Linked DNA regions of Homo sapiens: region 2 is linked to region 1. The links are chromatin loops, found by intact Hi-C in ENCODE. Cell type or tissue: heart right ventricle. All regions are shown on one strand.

Region 1 (2,500 bases):
TGGTGCACGCCTGTAGTTCCAGCTACTCAGGAGGCTGAGGCAGGAGAATGGCTTGAACCCCAGAGGCGGAGATTGCAGTGTGGAGATCGTGCCACTGCACTCCAGACTGGTGGCACGGCGAGACTCCGTCTCAAAAAAACAAAAAGTATATATATATAACATTAGGTCAGAACCCATAGTTATTATTTTAATCTTCTTTAAAATGTACCTAAAATGTAAATCATAATAAAAATAGACCCCATGGCATGACTGATAATCTCAGTGTATTTTCTTCCTAGAGGATTTACCAGTTCTTTAATTTCTTTCACTGAAAAACCAAATGCCACGTTATTTTTCAGATGGTTCAACAAATATTTACTGAGCATCTACTATATTCTAAACTCTTCAGGACTCTTGCAGATATAGCAATGAACATAATACACAAAATTCCCTGCCCTCATGGGACTTAAAGGAAGTGGCCAAGGGCTGTCAGGCAGGACAATCAATGTAGTAGCCACATCCCAATATAGCATCCAACAGCCTAGAACTTGTTCCAATTAGTACAACAACTAACTAGTTGTGATCATGACAAAGAAAATCCTACAGGAAGAATGACTTGGCAGGAGGGACCAACTTTCAAATTGTCAGCCATCCTGTTTTGGAACAGAGAAACAAACTATTCTCATCTGAGAGGAGGGCACCGCCCTACCTGTTTTCTCTGCAAGGTCAAACCATATCCAAAATAATTCCAAACTCACACAAAATGAGACCATTTTTCCCTATGCCTAAGGAAAAGCATTTAAGTCTAACAGATCTTTGAATCATTTCTTAGTTTTTTTTTATATTAGAGGCTTATTATAAGCATGAAAGAAATACACATAATTTTTAACATATGACTTAAAATGACTTTATTATAGTCTACCCTCAGAAATATAAACTACTCTCAACAATTAAACACAACATGTAACAAGAATAATTTTAAACCCATATATCCTTGTACGGTCAAGAAGACATATAATTTTACCTAGCAATAGTCTTTGATTACATTTTTAACTAAAGGTTTAGAGAAAAAGAAGAGAGAAAATAATTCTAATTTGTTGTTTTCAATTCACGAGATCATCAGTTATTCTGATATATAAGCTAAACCATTTAGGTTACATTATAATAATGCCCTAGAATAAAACTACTGTCATACTATTTATTCAGAATTATAACATATGTTTAATTTACAATGGCAGAGCCAGGCCCCGCTGTGGAAACCTAGTGGTATTAACCATGAAACTTGGCCTAAGAGAGGCCTCTAGTGGTTATAGGTAGTTACTAGCTCCCTTTCCATCCCAACCCCTCAACTGTTTGAGAATGTTCTTGATTTCATTAACTCACTTTCTGTCCCCCTCTGCTCCCCTCAAACAGACACAGCCTCAAACAAAATAGCTAGTATTCAGTCACGGAATTATTCACTTAAGTTCAAGTAACCAATTTTTAAAATGTATATTTTAACTGGCAATACTTAAATATTAGAGATTCTCTATAGACAAATTCTTCAACTTCTCCATAAAACCAGTTTAAAGCTATTCAGTCTAACAAATCAGAATTAAATTTCCAATTTAATCTATGGGTCTTCAGAACATCTTCTGCACCATTCACAAATACTTGGTGATTAACACCCAGGTGCAAATGCAAAGAGTAAACAAACTTGGTCCTTCATCCAATTACTAAGGTTTGACTCCTTCCCCATTCCAGCTCTACAATTTCCCTTTCCTTTTTTGCTGAAGACCTCTGCTCCCTGATCGTCTCCATTCCCACTAACTCTGCCAGCCTTAGTGCCTGTCCTGCTATTATCCAGTTCCCCCAGTGAAGTCTTCTATAGCAAGAATGGAAATAATTGGGGTGAAAGGATGGGAGGAAAGAATGCTAAATCTAAGAACACTGAGCCCTCCCTCCCAGCTACTGTCACTCCCTCATGCCACAGCTGAATTACTTCTAGCTCCTTTCCCCTAAGGCCTTATCCTGCTCCTATGATAGACTACCCCTAAAATATCTTGAGACTAGAGATGCCCAATATGTACCCAAAGAACAACTATTCATTTCTATGAGTATGTCTTCATCTTCTACTACATAACCTATGTTTAAAAGAGAAAAGAAAGGGAAAGCAGGAAAAAGAGCTGGAGAGAAAAATGGAGGGAACAGAAATGAAGATATTTTCTCTATCATTTTCTAATTTTGTTAAAATTAAAAAAAAAAAAACAAAAAAAAACACTTCCCAAGAACTTCAAAAAGGTAGGAGATTGCTTTGGGCAGAGAGTGAGGGGGAGGGAAGACTGGGAGACAGTATCTTGTAACAGGGTGTATTTGAACAGAGAAGAACCCTCATCTAAAGCAGTGCACAGTGGCTGTGATGGCTACGAAATTCAGGACAGACCCAGTTTTAAAAGCTGCTATACAAATAGTAACTCCCATCTATTCAGAAAATGTAATTATCCATAAAACTCATGTCTTAGAAATTAAGAATAACTGAAGT
Region 2 (2,500 bases), 120 kb before region 1:
AAAGTCACAGACACAGGCAAAATATCTTCATTTGACTATTTTCTGTAACAAAACAAAACAAATTTACCTTTTTGTCTTGTTTCATTTTTGGAAAATGAAGTATCTTGTTAAAATTAGGAAGGACAGACAACCTTTAAATTTTCTAGCAGGTAAGAGAGGACAAGCACAAATTAAAAGAATAAGATCCATTACGGTTTTAAGTAAAATATATTTATGGGGCTTTTAAAAATTAAGAGTACGTCAATTTATTCCCATGTTTTGATGAATGTAATATGTTACATATTATGTGTCCATAAAAACACATATATTAAGGTTTTCACAGGTTTCCTTGGGATCTCTCAATATCTAACCCTATTTCTCCATTCAAGTTTTAAGTATGTCAATCCCTAATTCTCCTTGTCACAGTGTCACTGGAGTTACATCACTGAAACCTCTGTCTCAGGCATTACACATCGTGGCTTCGCTCATCCTCAACAATTTTTTTTTTTATGGCAAGGTTTCATAATATAATTGATACAGCACGGAATTTGGAATTCTATCTGAAGGGATCTTTGTTCCATTGTGACTTAACCTCCCCGAGGTTTATACTGTTTATTCAACATCAAAATAGAAGTATTACAATTCCCCATTATTGCAGTTTCATATTGTTTTATGACTCTATTGTTATCTTGCCTCTATGTCTACTTAGATTCTGCAGTAGCATATAAAAAGTACCTGGTTTCATGCCTGACATGTCATAGTGCTCAATAATTGCTAGATTTTACAAGTTAAAGGAATCCCATATTTATAATAAGCACAAGGTATTTTAAATAATAGAACAAATTATCATTAAAGACAAAATTCAGGTACACAGAACGGTCAAACCTGAAAAGTAGCATCCGTATAGCACAATGCCTAAACAGCTAACATTTATTAAACACTTACTAAGCCTAAAATGTGTAAGAAAATACCAAAAATACGTAAGGCCTGTATGAGGAAGAGGGGTGGAGAGCACTGCCAGAAAGCCTTAAATGCACTCAGGCCTCTAGGAAAGGCAGTGTCCGGTGCTGCCCCCTGGTGGGGTGCAGGACGCCTAAACGCTAATTGCTGGTTCCGGGGTCGGGGGCTGGAAATCCCTCCGCGCACACAAGGTGCCTATTTCCCACTATAGAAAAGTGGCCTGTCAGTCAACTTCCGAAAAGTTAGAGTAAAAAAGCCCAATAGACAACTGGATGTAATGAACGTATACACACTTTAAAAAACAGAGTCAAGAATAAAGACCATCCAATATCATTTGGTGTGCTTTTAAAGCAATCATTTGCTTTTTGTTTTTTAATGCAAGACAATTCCAGGCTCAGATTTATTTCTAAGAACAATTTTGGAATAATTTTTACTCAGTTCTTCTGACGGAAAGTTGGCTACAGCCCATTGTGCAAGACTATATACCATCTTGAGTTGGAAAACTGTGAAGAAAAGTTCAAAGTGAGATCGGAAAATTATAGGTCTTTTATATATGTTCCTACTTCTTATATAGCTGGTATAGACTGATAAATTTCCTTTCTTTTCCTGCAAAACTATTAACTAATTTTTCTAAACATTTAATGGAAAGCCAGAAAAGCAGGACATTGTACTAAGAAACATATCATAAGTCAAAACAGGCATACGTTTCCTGTAGGATTATCTGATAAATCAGGATTTTATGTTGCTCCTTGGACCAATGAGAAACATCACTCCACAACTTAATTTCCAAGTAGCAACTCAGAAAATAAACATTTAAATTACTTTGCAAACAGCAAGGTCCAGGTTATTTCATGTAATCATTATACTACCACAACACACTTAACTATGAGAATATATTTTATTTGGACAGGACTAAATTATAAATATAATGGATAAATATATATGTAATATAAATTATAAATATAATGAGTATTGAACAGAACATATAGCGATCATGGAGCTATCATTTCTTCTCTAGGAAAAAAACATTAAGAAATAGTTTTAAATGCTGTGTGAATGTGCTTACTTTTAAACCTAAATTGGAACACCATTTAGTCCTTAATTATTAAATTAATAAAACAGCAGATATTCTGCTTCTAAATGCAATTACCTTCTAGAGGTCATAATTAGTAGTATAAGAGTTAAACTCTAAGAATATGAGAAAAACAAAACCAGTATTCTAAAATGATGTATAGTTGATACTTTTGAAGTCCGTGAACTCACAGATTTATATTTGTCCTAGTTATGTAAGGCTAGACATCACTCAGCTTCCAAATATTATCACAGAATATTTACTTTAAATTTGTTTTAAATCTGCCATGAACATTTGCCCATAGTCAAAACATGAGTTTTAGCAAATGAGAAAAAAATGATTCTGGTCTCTTGAATCACACTTTCTCAGCAAATGAGTCACAGAAACCTGTGAAGGCAGTATGCCAACAACTCCAAATTAATTTCATTACTGAATTAAATAAACAGAACTTTACGAATGTAAAATATTATTTTTCATTTAAGCTAATGC

The links. Peaks named below come from ENCODE experiments on the same cell type or tissue, not always from the same donor. Only the 100,000 strongest peaks of a DNase experiment are listed, where the experiment ranks them.
Region 2: a loop joins it to region 1, with 2.4 times the contacts of the local background. A loop is called at or near these places in 22 of 110 quality-filtered maps.

Annotation. Positions count from the first base shown.
Region 1 is chr6:80,213,395-80,215,894 of GRCh38, reverse strand. The region is part of intron 8 of BCKDHB (branched chain keto acid dehydrogenase E1 subunit beta); the gene reads right to left. Among named protein-coding and RNA genes, the nearest start is that of BCKDHB, 110 kb to the right of the region's middle. In heart right ventricle, a CTCF peak has its summit at 1,276 (motif pointing left); no DNase peak of the experiment used is centred here; H3K27ac peaks cover 807 bases.
Region 2 is chr6:80,336,993-80,339,492 of GRCh38, reverse strand. The region is part of intron 9 of BCKDHB (branched chain keto acid dehydrogenase E1 subunit beta); the gene reads right to left. Among named protein-coding and RNA genes, the nearest start is that of BCKDHB, 230 kb to the right of the region's middle. In heart right ventricle, a CTCF peak has its summit at 1,043 (motif pointing left); a DNase peak (open chromatin) is centred at 1,042.